Regions from separate parts of the Homo sapiens genome. Here regions 2 and 3 are each linked to region 1. A link is a contact called in ENCODE Hi-C or POLR2A ChIA-PET data. All regions are on one chromosome and are shown on one strand. Each heading gives the region's core, a stretch centred on a gene start or an enhancer-like site at or near the end of the contact. The rest is flanking DNA. Distances are from core to core; before and after follow the strand shown. Region 1 holds the start of SCAND1 (SCAN domain containing 1). Region 2 holds the start of NCOA6 (nuclear receptor coactivator 6). Region 3 holds the start of RBL1 (RB transcriptional corepressor like 1).

Region 1 (4,529 bases), core at 391-2,890:
CCTCCATCCTGCACGGGCTCAAAAGGACTGCAAGGTCATAGAAAACCTTTCATATGAGGCCCCTGTCCTTTGAGGGCCTCAGTTTCCCCTTCTGTAAAATGAGGATATAAAACCTATTTGTGGCCCGGCACGGTGGCTCACGCCTGTAATGCCAGCACTTTGGGAGGCTGAGGAGAGTGGATCACCTGAGGTCAAGAGTTCGAGACCAGTCTGGCCAACACGGTGAAACTCCATCTGTACCAAAAATATAAAATATTAGCCGGGTGTGGTGGTGGGCGCCTGTAATCCCAGCTACTCGGGAGGCGGAGGGAGGAGAATCGCTTGAACCCGGTAGGCGGAGGACTCAGTCTCAAAACAAAAACAAAAACAAAAACAAAACTATTTGTGAGTCAGCTACCAAACAGAAAACCACCTGGCCGAGGGCTGTCAGGGCCACGTGCTTTTACCTACATCATCTCACTGAATTCTCAATTACCTCTGAGAGGTAAGTTCTATTACATCCACATTTTACTGATAAGAAAACAGTAGCTCAGAGATAGCAAGCAGTTTACCTAATAAAAACAAGAGCAAACTTCTTAAAAGCCCTTTCTCTCCAACGGCTTAATTTATTTAATCCTCCTAACAACTCTGAGCTGGGTATCGTCAAAGGGGATTCCACCAAGGTAGCCTCACTCCAACACTCTAACCCAAGGCTGCTCAACAGAAATATAATGTAAACTGCACATGCAATTTAAATGTTTTTAGAAGCTGCATTTAAAAAGTAAAAACACAGGTGAAATTAATAACATTTTTATTTGACCCAATATATGCAAAACATTATATTCCAACATGTAATCAGTATTAAAAAGTATTGAGATAATTTTTACATCAGTTTTTTCGTACTAAGTCCCGTATTTTACAATATAGCACATCTCAATTCGCTATATTTCGAGGGTTATCAACTAGCTACGTTGCAAGAGCTGAGTCAACTCAGGAGGCCAGCGGCCACCATAAGGGGCAATGCATTTAGAGTTCACTTATTAAATGCTGACGTTAACAGAACCCACAGAGCCGCATTTCCCTTGGTTTCGGAGGACACGCGAAAAATAACAACAGCAAAGGGTTCTCGAGCATCTCCTTCGCGCCAGACGGTGTGTTGTACTTTGTCATCGTCGCAGTAAGGCCGGTGCTATCGCCCTCCTAGTTTGACCAAGCGAGAGGACTTTCTCCAGATGGGCCCCTCCCGAGAGAATGGTCGCCGTCCCGCTCTCCTGTTCGGGTCACCACCGGCCGGGCGCCACTCGAACGAGCCCCGGCCAGCCGTCACCCTAATCATTCCCGAAGGAGGGGCCATCAGAGCTACAGCTCATCAGGGTCAATCAGAAGGGGCGCCCGCACGCAAAGGTCACCTGCAAACCGAAGCGGCGCACGGATAAGGTCCGGGACTTGAAGTCTATCTCCAAACATTCAGGCTCCTCCTCCGACTCCTCCTCGAACTGGCGCTCAGAGGCGCCACCATTCGGAAGGAGCCCAGGCCACGCGCAGCTCGCCCTCCCGCACCGCGAGGGCAGCAGCCGCCTCATGCGACTCGAGAACGCTAGAGGGCGCCGCTTCCGGGAGCCCGCAAGCGGCTTCCGGGTGCTCGCGCGCCGACCTGGACGCAGAGAAGCCAGAGACTTTCGCTTCCGGCTGCCGCAGGCGCTTCGCTGGTGCAGGTAAGCTCCGCACACTCTCGGCCGGTCCCGAGTCCGACTCCCTCAAGGGTGACGCGAGCTCTGCCCTTTAACCGGAAACGTCTCCCTGCTCACCCCACCCCCGCGCAGACGCAGTGCTGAGCACACAGCTACCGGACAAAGAGTGACGCCCGGAGCTGGAGTTATGGCGGCTACGGAGCCGATCTTGGCGGCCACTGGGAGTCCCGCGGCGGTGCCACCGGAGAAACTGGAAGGAGCCGGTTCGAGCTCAGCCCCTGAGCGTAACTGTGTGGGCTCCTCGCTGCCAGAGGCCTCACCGCCTGCCCCTGAGCCTTCCAGTCCCAACGCCGCGGTCCCTGAAGCCATCCCTACGCCCCGAGCTGCGGCCTCCGCGGCCCTGGAGCTGCCTCTCGGGCCCGCACCCGTGAGCGTAGCGCCTCAGGCCGAAGCTGAAGCGCGCTCCACACCAGGCCCCGCCGGCTCTAGACTCGGTCCCGAGACGTTCCGCCAGCGTTTCCGGCAGTTCCGCTACCAGGATGCGGCGGGTCCCCGGGAGGCTTTCCGGCAGCTGCGGGAGCTGTCCCGCCAGTGGCTGCGGCCTGACATCCGCACCAAGGAGCAGATCGTGGAGATGCTGGTGCAAGAGCAGCTGCTCGCCATCCTGCCCGAGGCGGCTCGGGCCCGGCGGATCCGCCGCCGCACGGATGTGCGCATCACTGGCTGAGCGGTGGAGCTGCGGGCGGCCAGGGCCGGGCGCTCTGTGCGGACTGGGGCCATGATCGGGCCCGGGGGCCTGAGCCTGGGACCCCACCCCGTGTTAATGAAAAATGAGTTTTGGCAGCGCCTGTGGTCTGGTGTGTCTCTTTCATTCGTTCTTATTGGGTTTATTTTACCAAGCCTGTTTCCTACCGCCTTTCTGGCTGGTGGCGAAACGAAGTTGGGAGTCCGTAACAATAAGGCCTTCGTTGGCTATAGTGGGATCTTTAGATGTTGACTGAACCTAGGTTATCCCTCTACCACACATGGGAAGTTTTTCACCTGGGCTCCCAAGGACCCACTTGGGTTTCTTACACGCAAAATAGCTGGCTCTATTAAATGCTCACTTAACTGGCTACCTCTATACCAATATGGGCACCAACTTGCACCTGCCCTTTGGGTACAGGCTTCCCAAAATGTCCAAGTTACTGGGCCATTTTAATGTGAAGTGTTTACTGCACACCTTCACAGAGATAGGCTAGTTCTTGTGAGCTCTGGCTTATGCCGCCAGGCTTGCTCAACTTCCTTGCCAAATTTTAGGCCTGTGGTAGGAATAAAGCAGAACTAGTTGAAGTAATGGATTATTTACATTACTGAAGCTACTCATTTTAATGTCTCTCCGGCTGGCTCCCTTTTGGTGTTTAAACTAGCATAATCGTTTACAAAGGGAAGAAAGAATTTGGCAAATAATGAGGACCTGTTCTGAAATCTTAAACCTACTCTGTTTCCAGAGGCTTCTGCCCAACCAGGAAGGAGCTAGTTAGGGTCCATGGACAGCTTGGATTGGTCCCAGATAGGTCCTATTGCAGTGAGTGCCATTTGTTAATATAAGGAAGGCCAGACTTGTCTTCCTTGCACTGCTCTCAACAATCAAAATCAGCCTGCAGTTCACACCACAAAGCATGAGTGAGACTGGGCTGGAAGTTGGTGAGGGGCAATTTGCTTTTGAATATTAAAGACAGACAAATTGAGAAGTATTTTTGCATTCTTGGGATTTCTTGGCAGAGTTTGCACCTGCCTCCCTGGAAAAAGATAGTTGTTTAGAAGGTAAGAACAGCCTTCTTTAAAAGGTAATGTTTAAAGAAGATTAGAATAGGTGAAGAAGGACAAGCACAGTGGCTCACGCCTGTAATCCCAGCACTGTGGGAGGCAGAGGCGGTGGATCACTTGAGATCAGGAGTTCGAGACCAGCTTGACCAACATAGTGAAACCCCCATCTCTACTAAAAATAGAAAATTATCTGGGTGTAGTGGCACATGGCTGTAATCTCAGTACTTTGGGAAGCCAAGGCGGGCGGATCACTTAAGGTCAGGAGTTTGAGACCAGCCTGACCAACATGGTGAAACTGTCTTTCTACTAAAAATACAAAATTAGCCGGGCTTGGTGGCGCACGCCTGTAATCCCAGCTATTCGGGAGGCTGAGGCAGGAGAATCGCTTGAAACCAGGAGGCGGAGGTTGCAGCGAGCAGTGATCGCGCCATTGCACTCCAGCCTGGGCAACAAGAGCGAAACTCCGTCTCAAAAAAAAAAGAATGGTGAAGAACTTTATACAGTCATGCATCTCTTAATGGGGATGCGTTCTGAAAATGAGCCCTTAGGCAGTTTTATTGTGTGAGCCTCATAGAGTGCACTTATGCAAACTAGATGGTATAGCCTACACACACCTAGGCTTTGTGATAGAGCCTACTGCTCGTAGGCTACAAGCCTGTACAGCATGTTACTGTACTGAATACTATAGGCAGTAACAATGGTAAGTATTTGTGTATCTATACATAGAAATGGTTAAGTAAAAATATAGAATAGGCCGGGTGCGGTGGCTCACACCTGTAATCCCAGCACTTTGGGAGGCCGAGGTGAGCGGATCACGAAGTCAGGAGTTTGAGACTAGCCTGACCATCATGGTGAAACCCCATCTCTACTCAAAATACAAAAATTATCTGGGCTTGGTTGCGGGCAACTGTAATCCTAGCTACTCAGGAGGCTGAGGGAGGAGAATTGTTTGAACCTGGGAGGCGAAGGTTGCAGTGAGCTGAGATCGCGCCATTGCACACCAGCCTAGGCAACACGGTGAGGCTCCATCTCAAAAAAAAAAAAAAACAT
Region 2 (4,778 bases), core at 787-3,286, 1.1 Mb after region 1:
GGACAGCTATCAAGAGCGAAAGCCAAAGAGAGCTGCCATACAATCCAGCAATCCCATTCTTAGGTATACACCGGAAAGAAAGGAAATCAGTGTATGGAAGAGATCTGCACTCTCATGTTTACTGCATCCCTGTTCACAACAGCCAAGATTTGGAAGCAACCTAAGTGTCCATCAACAGATGAATGGATAAATAAAATGTACATATACACAATGGAATACTATTCCGCCATTAAAAAAGAGTGAGATCGTGTCATTTGCAACAATATGGATGGAACTGGAGGTCATTATGTTATGTGAAAGAAGCCGGGCACAGAAAGACAAACTTCACATGTTCTCACTTATTTGTGGGAGCAAAAAATTAACTATTTTTTATTTTTTTTTGAGACGGAGTCTCACTCAGCCACCTAGGCTGGAGTGCAGTGGCGCGAGCTAGGCTCACCGCAACCACCATCTCCCAGGTTCAAGAGATTCTCCCGTCTCAGCCTCCTGAGTAGCTGGGATTACAGGCACCCGCCATCATGCCCACCTAGCTTTTGTATTTTAGTAGAGACAGGGTTTCACCATGTTGGCCAGGCTGGTCTTGAACTCCTGACCTCAGGTGATCCGCCCATCTTGGCCTCCCAAAGTGCTAGGATTACAGGCGTGAGCCACCATGCCGGGCCAGGAGCGAAAAATTAAAACAATTGAACTCATGGAGATAGAGAATAGAAGGAGGGTTACCAGAGGCTGGTAAGATTAATGGGGAGGTAGGTGGGAAGTGGGAATGATTAACGGGTACAAAAGAATAGTTAGAAAGAATAAGACCTAGTATTTGCTAGCACAAGAAGGTGACTACAGTAAAAAACAATTGGCCGGGCGCGGTGGCTCACGCCTATAATCCCAGCACTTTGAGGGGCAGAGGCGGGCGGATCATGAGGTCAGGAGTTCCTGACCAGCCCGGCCAATATGGTGAAACCCCATCTCTACTTAAAAAATATACAAAAATTAGCTGGGCGTGGTGGCATGCGCCTGTAGTACCAGCTACTCAGGAGGCTGAGGCAGGCGAATCCCTTGAACCAGGGAGGCGGAAGTTGCAGTGAGCTGAGATCGCGCCACTGCACTCCAGCCTGGGCGACGGAGTGAGACTCCGTCTCAAAAAAACAAAAATAAAACAAAAAACAAAAAAAAAACCACACACACACAAAATTTACTTGTACATTTTAAAATAACTAGAGTATAATTGGGTTATTTGTAACACAAAGGATAAATGCTTGAGTTGCTAGATACCCCATTTACCATGATGTGATTACACATCGCATGCCTGTATCAAAATCTCATGTACCCCATAAATATATTCACCTACTACGTACTTACGAAAATTTAAAAAATACATCAGTGTAGTGTGGGAAAAAACAGAAAATTTTTAAAAAAGAGTGAAAGCCAGATATGAATCCAGGCCTGTATGACAGACATGAAGTCCAGTGCTGAGGAGGCCTTTCTACGTTTGGGAAGAGGGGAGGGGCCACACTCGTTCGATCAATAATTCTATTTACTGAGCATTTTAGCTTGCTAGGGAGGTAATGATGGGAAAAAGAAGAGAGGGATTTAGAGGCAAATAATAATGAAAGCTTTTATCTATATCCCATTAAGCTTATTATTAGACAGTATGTGTCAGGCACGGTGACAAGTGCTTTCCAAGCCCACCTCCATTTGCTCTTCACAAGCACTATGATTTTCCCCATATTTCAGATGGGTAAACTGAGGCTTGGAGTTGCCATGTCCAAGGATACTCAGAGCGCTCGCAAAAGACTGTGCAATGTGTGCTTCCGAAGTGGGACTCACTGGCGAGAGAATAGCCCTGGAAAGCCGACAGAGACCCACGAGATCCCAGCACTAAGCACTCAGCACCGAAGGGAGCTGGCGCGCGCTCCACCTCGCGCTCCCGGGGACGTCTGGTCACGTGGGCAATGCCCCGCCCCTCGAGTCCGCCCCGCCCCCTCTCGCGCTCCCTCCCTCTCTCCCTCCCTCCCCCTCCCTCCCCGGCCCGGTCCGGCCCATCCCCCTCCCCGCCGGCTCCGTGAGGCCCTGCCGGGTCGGGCTGCGGGCGGCCGGGCGCGGGCGGCGGGACAGACGGGCGCACGCGAGGACTGACGGACGGACGCACCGAGGGCGGCGGGCACGCACGGCCCGGGCCGGCGCTCCAAGGCCCGCCCGGGAGGGCCGGGGCCGCGCTCAGGTGAGGGGACGGCGGCGCGGGCCCGTAAGGGGTGGGCCCGCCGGGCGTCCGCGGTCCTTGTCGGGCTGGCTTCGCGGGGAGGAGGCGCCGCCCGGGCCCGCGCGGAAAAATGGCGCCGGGCGACCGAGTGGCACGGTCTGAGAGCGGGCCCGGCCCGGAGCCGCCCCGCCCGCCGCGCTTGTGTCCCCGTCGCCATGTTGGGGAGCGGGCCCCAGGCCTGCGGGCGGGGGCGCTGGAGGGAGCGGCGGCCGGGCTGGGTGGGGAGGGTGCTGGGCGCGGGGGCCGGTGCACTGAGGGAGTGCAGGGCTGGCCGGGGTCTGCACGGGGTGGCGCTCCAGGCCTGGGGAACAGGCGGGAGCCGGTCGTGGGGTCGTGGTCAGGGTCGCGGAGAAGGAACACTGGGTCCGAAGGGAACCGGGATTGGGGTCTATGGGCTGAGAGGATGGCAGGACGTGGAACTGGGTTAGGCCTTAGGCGGTGTTAGAGCCCTAATGCAGGTAGGACCTGGGGATTGGGGTGGAGGCATGGGGGCCAAGCTCAGGCTGTCAGGGCTGGAGCAGTTCTTTGCTGGGAGGGAAGGAGGTGATTGATGAGGAATGAGGGCCCTTTGGGTACAGACGCTGGTTCAGATTGGGGCAGTCCTTGGGGTACTGGGGCTGAATTGCAAAGCTGTATAACTCCCAAGGCTCTGAAGACTTATGTCCCAAGCATCCTCCACCCCCTCTTGGGGGAAGCAACAGGAAAAAGGAGGTGTTTGATGAGAGAAAAGGGGGACAAAGGGAGACTGAGGTTTGGGTGCAGGAGCTGGCCAGCAAAAGAGGCACAGAGAGTGGAACTGGTTGGCAAGGAAGGAGAGAACCTTTATCAACTTAGGGAGTTGTGTGTGTCTTTAAAAGGAGGGACCTGGCTGTTTGGGGGCGGTGACCCAAGGTGTCTTCCCTGGAAGGGGACAGCCCACAGCTTAAGAGCAGAGTCACCTGGAGAGGTCATCAGAAAGGCGTTATTGAAGCCAGTAAAATGGTGAAGAAGAGTGAATGTATAAAAACTACAAAGGCCTGAGAGATCAAGTAAAGATTTCAAATCAGGTAGTGATTTTAGCTGAAACATAGAAAGGTAAAGTTGACTTTTCAAGATCTTACAAGTTAGTGGCAGAGGGGTACTAGAAATTGTCGGCTGCTTCCTCACTAAACACATTGCCTTAAAGGAATTTGCTAGCTGGGAGAAAGGTGTTAAGAAATGAAGCATAACATTCTTGTGATGAAACTAAAAGCAAACAAACAAAAACAACAAGAAATGAAGCATAACAGTATATACCAGATAACTATTAAATTTGTTTTCTTCCTGTAATGAGTGTGGCAATACAAAGGCTGAAGGGAATACAAAAAAGTATAGGCAGCCAGTTATTTGGTATTTCCTGGTTCATCTCTAATTGTGCAAAGAAGTTATCTTTGAGACCTTCTAACTTTCTAGAGTTTTAAGAGGTGCTCCGGCCAGCCACAGTGGCTCACGCCTGTAATCCCAACACTTTGGGAGGCCAAGGTGGGAGGATTTCTTGAGCCCAGGAGCTGGCAGACCCCATCTCTACAAAAGAAATAAAAAAAATTAGCCACCTGATGTGGCTTGTACTTGTAGTCCCAGCTACTCAGGAGGCTGAGGTGGGAGGATCGCTTGAGCCTGGGAGGTCAAGGCTGCAATGAGCCATGCTATGGTCATTCCATGACATTCCTGCCTGGGCGACAGAGCAAGACACTGTCTAAAGAAAAAAAAAAAAGAGAGATGCTCCTTCTCTTCTAGGTGTTTACCACAAAGGAACACAAAATCCTAAAAAAGAAAAGTGAAAAATTGTAGACACCCAGAGTCTCTATTTTATTAATTGAAGTTGGATCATGTTAGAGAAGAATTCAAAGTTCGCATGGGCTATGGGAGAGTTCTGAAGGAAATATGCAAATTAGTCATGGAAAATAGGTCCAGGGCCCCATATAATCAAAGAGAATTAGCGAACAAAAATATTATGCGGGCATATATAAAATAAAACTGTCAATACCATATGTATATACAGCAACACAATTCATTTGTTCTGGGTTTTTCTTTTCTTTTCTTTTCTTTTTTTTCTGTTTGTAGAGTTGGGGTTTCAACATGTTGCCCAGGCTGGTCTTGAAATCCTGAGCTCAAGTGATCTGCCCACCTGAGCCTCCCAAAGTGCTGGGATTACAGGCGTGAGCCACCGCGCCCAGCCTATTCTGGGTTTTTCTAATGCAGGAAGACCTGACCTTATCTGTGCCATGGACCCCTTTCAGAATAATATTTTTTAATTGTATAAAATAAAGTACATTGAATTATAAGGAACACCAATTATATTAAAATACAGTTTCCAAAATATACAAATCTAATATGCATATACTTGTTTATCAGCACGTTAAGAAATCAGATTTAGTGATGGATCCGATAATTATAATTTCAAAGACATGATGCGCATAAAGGCTACTTCAAGATTATATGCAACAATTGTAGTATGATATAAAGATATTTGAGATTTCTGTTGTTACAGAGTCACAGAACTGCT
Region 3 (4,915 bases), core at 24-2,523, 1.1 Mb before region 1:
TGGTCTCAAACTCCTGGACTCAAGTGATCCACCTGCCTCGGCCTCCCAAAGTACTGGGATTACAGGCAAAGCAAATAATGGAACAACAAAAGAACGAAGACAGGGATTTATTGAAAACAAAAGTACACTCCATAGTGGGGAAGCGAACCCACGCAGCAGCTCAAGGGCCCAGACACAGAATCTTCTGGGGTCCAAATACCCTCTAGAAGTTTCCCATTGGCCACTTTATGCTCTCTTGATGTAACTGAAGTGGTAGCCCACAATCAGTCTGAGTGGTTGCAGAAAGCAACCAATCAGAGGCCAGGGTGAAGTTAACAAAATTATACTTCTATGCAAAGGAAGACTCTCCCGCCATCAGTCTGATTGGTTGTGGACAGCAACCGTTCAGAGGCTGGAGTGAAGTTACAAAGTTGCAAACAAAGACTGGAAGGCGCTCAGTGTGATTTGTTGCAGACAGCCAATTTCCCATCTGCCATGCAGAAAAGGTCCAAGGGAACAGCCTCTGGTTCTTTTGTTACTTAGGCGTGGAAAGTTGGGGTTTTCCTTTCAATTTAGTTCTAAGAAGTCACGTGAAACAGCCATAGGTTCCCTGCCTCCAGACCCTATTCTCCTGCCTCATTTACTGCAGTCTTCTCTGCCTGCCTCTTTTAGCGACTAGCATGAGATGAGGATTCGTCTTCTAATATCCGTCACCAATCCTTCCCCTCTGTCATTTAGCGAACCACTCACTGGGCACTAGGACTTTGGGGAGAGTCCCAAGAGGCCCCTCTTCGTCCAGGGGCTACTTTTTTCTCTTCCAGCCTCCATCTCCTAACTCAAGGGGTACAGCTCAGATTATGTTTGGCGCCCAGGGACAGTGACAAACCCAGGGCCCGTGGATAGAGGAGGCATCTCACTACGCTGCACGAGGCCACCTCGCAGTAGGCAGCCCAGCCCTGCCCCAAAACCCAAGAGCCTAACCAGGAAGACAGGGGGAGGCCGCGGGCTTCATCTCCCAAGAGATGGACTACACCTCCCAGCAGGCTCTGCGCGCGGGCTGAGGATCCCTCCGCTCTTTTTCTGTCCCGCCGGCTGGGCCCCCCGCGACCAGCCAAGGGCCAAGGACAGGTCTTTCAGAATCTGAGGTACATCTTCTTATCACATTTCCGGGGAGGGACTGCTAGGAGCTCCGGAGGAAAAACGGACTTTTTTTGAGGAGAAAAGCGGAGGCAGACGGTGGATGACAACACGTCCCGCAGCTGCAGATTTTCGCGCGCTTTGGCGCAGGTGGTTGTGGGTAGCGCGCCTGGGAGGGAGAAAGAAGTCGGGGGCCGTGGCGCGCAGCCCGCGGGGCCTGAAGGGATGTTCGAGGACAAGCCCCACGCTGAGGGGGCGGCGGTGGTCGCCGCAGCCGGGGAGGCGCTACAGGCCCTGTGCCAGGAGCTGAACCTGGACGAGGGGAGCGCGGCCGAAGCCCTGGACGACTTTACTGCCATCCGAGGCAACTACAGCCTAGAGGTGAGCGGCAGCAGGTGGGGCGGCCGGACCCTACCCTCGCCAGGCCCCACCCCTGCCCCGCCCCTTCCTCGGCCTATGGGGTGGTGGGAGTTTCCCCACCTAGGAGGGTCGCTGCGCAGCCAAGCGCCGAGGGGCGGGAAAGGTGGGTGTAGCTCAGCCAATCCACCCATCATTTTGAGGCGGGAAACTGAAGCTCAGGAAAGGAGCGGCCTAGGTCCCGCGCCGCTCAGACCCCAGGCTTCCTGACCACACTTCCCTCTACCCCGCCAAGCGCCACAAAAGTCATGGTGCTGCCCTTAAATCAGTAAGAACAAATATAATGGTAAAGTGAAAATGAACTGCATGCCAAGACATCACTGCCCAGAGCTTTAAATGGACCCTCAGTTCCGTCTGAACCCCTTCTGTGATCCCCATTTCACGCAAGAGGAAGCGGAGCCCTAGACGGGTTAAGCTACAGGCCCAAGGTCACACGGTTAGAGATGGAGCCAGACCCAGGGTCTGAGCCGTTTAACCTCCACCCTCTGCTTCACCAGGGTGGAGCTGCCGGTCGCTGTGCAGCAGTTTGATCAAAGCCAATGTGCACACGAAGCTGATCTCAGCCCTACGTTTCCTCCTCCGTCAGAGCATCGTCCTGATGCTTTGCATCAGTGTCTGGCTCTGAATAAAACAAATGTCAGTTATAATTACTTGATTTTTTTCCCCATCATTCTTGCATTTTATCCTCGCAACAGCCCTGTGAACATGGCATGGCAATGAGTATTAGACTGCTTTCCAGGTGATAATGGCAAGGCTCAGAAGGTTGTCTTGCCTAGGATTATTCTAATATAGAAACCCAGGCTGGGCGTGGCGGCTCACGCCTATAATCCCAGCACTTTGGGAGGCCAAGGCGGGCGGATCACTTGAGGCCAGGAGTTCGAGACTAACCTGGGCAACACGGCGAAACCCCATCTCTACTAAAAAAATACAAAAACTAGCTGGGTGTGGTGGCGCCTGCCTGTAATCTAGCTACTCGGGAGGCTGAGGCAGGAGAATTGCTTAAACCCAGGAGGCATAGGCCGCAGTGAGTGGAGATCACACCACTGCACTCCAGCCTGGGTGACAGCAAGACTCTATCTAAAAACAGAGAAAGAAACCCAGACGAGCATAAGCCCAGTGTAGACAGAATTGTGATGGAGTGTATTTCATGTAGCACCACTGGCCTCATGTTCAAAGGCTTTCATGTGCCAAGGGCGCTGGACCCACTCCCAGGGTGCACCACTGACTCACCACCCAGTGAAATAATTGCTGGGTTCAAAGGCATAGAGTTGGAAAAGTGTCGATTGTATGTGTGCCTATATATGAAGGAGTAGTACCTGAAAAAAGTGTCTTCAGAACTGGATAGACTGGGTAAAGGACAATGGTCCACATCCGTGGGTGGCATGACTGGAGAGCTGTGGGAAGAATAAGAAAGTAAGGGAGATTAGAATGAATGGCGTCTCAATTGAAAACAGATTGATTTTTGAAAGCCTGAGAAAGCATTTCTGACATCCTAGGTCTGATTTGGTCTCTCTTGCCCAAGGTCACACCATCTGTCATTGAATAAGCATTTACTGTGTCAAACTATGGTCAAGGCATGCACCTGTTTCAGATTCTTGAATATGACAAGTTTGTTCCCAGTTTTGTGGTATATCCATGCCATTCCCTCTGCCTGGAATATTTCCCCTCACCCCCAACACCAGGAAAAGTTGAGAGCTAAATCTCTAGTTAGGCAGAGTTGAATAGGACATCTTCAATGTTTGCTCTACTTATTTATTTTTTCTTTCTTTTTTTCTTCCTTAGAAACAGGGTCTTGGCCGGGCGCACGGTGGCTCACACCTGTAATCCCACCACTTTGGGAGGCTGAGGTGGGCAGATCACCTTAGGTCAGGGGTCCAAGACCAGCCTGGCCAGCATGGTGAAACCCCGTCTCTACTAAAAATATAAAATTAGCTGAGCATGGTGACGTGCACTTGTAATCCCAGCTACTCAGGAGGCTGAGGCAGGAGAATCTCTTGAAACCAGGAGGTAGAGGTTGCAGTGAGCCAAGATCACGCCATTGCACTCCACCCTGCACAAGAGTGTAACTCCATCTCAAAAAAAAAAAAAAAATGGAAAGAAACAGGGTCTTGCTCTTTTGACCAGGCCTGGAATGCAGTGGTGCAATTATAGCTCACTGTAAACTCAAACTTCTGTGCTCAAGTGATGTTCCTGCTTCAGCCTCCCCAGTAGCTGGGACTATAGGCATGCACCACGGTGCTCAGCTAATTTTTCAATTTTTTGTGGAGATAGTATCTGACTATGTTGCCCAAGCTGGTCTTGAACTGGCCTCAAGTGATTTTTCTGCCGCAGCCTCCCAGAGCATTGGGATTACAAGCATGAGCCACCGAGCCCAGCCCAATGCTTGCTTTAGAAAGCACAAATGTATGAACTGAAATTTTGTGTTTATTCTATCCAGTGTTTATTTTCCTCTTTTTTTAAAATCAATTTTTTAAAGGTATTTGGAGTAGTCATTTTCATATATCTCATGCTTCCTAAGAAGTCTTTCTCCAATCCCTACCCCTCTCTAGTCTACCTGACAAACTCCTGCTTACATTTTTATTGATTTACAAATTTTGTCTCCTTTTGTGAGGCCTTCCCTAAACTGTAGTCAAAATCAGTTATTCACTGCACTATATTCTCCTACAACACTTTATCTTCAGTTCTTCTTATAGCTTGTATATCTCACCAATTATAAATGATAGTATCTGTTCCTCTTCTTAGCTCCAGATGTGAAGTTCTGTGAGATCAGAAAACATTTTTTGTATTTCTAAGGCCTGGCAAGTAGGCCTTAGAAATGCAAAAAATGGTTTCTGATATCATAGAATTCATAGAATTTTTATGAAATAGGATTTTATCAAATAGAATTGTATTCTATTTTATTCTCATGGAATAAAATAGTTGACTTTTTTAAGGAAAGAAAGTCAGGCCAGGCACAGTGGCTCACACCTATAATCCCAGCACTTTGGGAGGCTGAGGCAGGAGGATCACTTGAGCCCAGAAGTTCAAGACCAGCCTGGGCAACATAGTGAGACCCTATCTCTACACAAAATAAAATAGGCTGGGCATGGTGGCTCACACCTGTTATCCCGACATTTTGGGAGGCTGAGGCAGGTGGATCACTTGAGCCCAGGAGTTTGAGACCAGCTTGGGCAATATGGTGAAACCCCATCTCTACAAAAATTAGCTGGGTGTGGTGGCATGTGCCTTTAGTCCCAGCTACTCCAGAGGCTAAGGTGGGGGGATTGCTTGAGCCTGGGAGGTCGAGGCTGCAGTGGCCCTCATTCCTGGGAAGTCAAGACTGCAGTGGCCCTGATTGTACCACTGCACTCCAGCCTGGGGCAACAGAGTGAGACCCTGTTTT

The links. A loop is a pair of places that touch in the nucleus more often than their neighbours do. ChIA-PET counts read pairs that join two places held with the same protein, here RNA polymerase II (POLR2A). Pooled maps may share reads with other maps.
Region 2: a map of CD8-positive, alpha-beta T cell shows a loop between it and region 1 (6-fold over the local background). The contact joins the promoter of NCOA6 here to the promoter of SCAND1 in region 1. A Hi-C loop is called at or near these places in 3 of 168 maps with a recorded cell type or tissue (CD4-positive, alpha-beta memory T cell, CD8-positive, alpha-beta T cell and naive thymus-derived CD4-positive, alpha-beta T cell) and 10 of 50 pooled maps. POLR2A ChIA-PET finds 5 or more read pairs at or near these places in 1 of 52 experiments (Caco-2).
Region 3: a loop to region 1 is called in a map of B cell, with 11 times the contacts of the local background. The contact joins the promoter of RBL1 here to the promoter of SCAND1 in region 1. A Hi-C loop is called at or near these places in 3 of 168 maps with a recorded cell type or tissue (B cell, CD4-positive, alpha-beta memory T cell and CD8-positive, alpha-beta T cell), 2 of 37 single-sample maps with no recorded cell type and 10 of 50 pooled maps.

What each region holds. Positions count from the first base shown.
Region 1 is chr20:35,951,613-35,956,141 of GRCh38, reverse strand. SCAND1 (SCAN domain containing 1) reads left to right here and starts at 1,640. Exons shown (of 2, transcript NM_033630.3): 1 at 1,640-1,694; 2 at 1,803-2,518. The coding sequence starts at 1,858. The coding sequence ends at 2,397. It also overlaps a transcript of CNBD2 not described here. RefSeq lists enhancers at 1,073-1,282, 1,383-1,582, 1,663-1,922, 2,043-2,122.
Region 2 is chr20:34,822,909-34,827,686 of GRCh38, reverse strand. It overlaps NCOA6 (nuclear receptor coactivator 6), which reads left to right and starts at 2,036. Exons shown (of 15, transcript NM_014071.5): 1 at 2,036-2,215. RefSeq lists silencers at 1,930-2,119, 2,130-2,569.
Region 3 is chr20:37,092,355-37,097,269 of GRCh38, reverse strand. RBL1 (RB transcriptional corepressor like 1) reads left to right here and starts at 1,273. Exons shown (of 22, transcript NM_002895.5): 1 at 1,273-1,497. The coding sequence starts at 1,342. RefSeq lists enhancers at 815-864, 985-1,254, 905-1,581, 1,815-1,914 and a silencer at 1,485-1,544.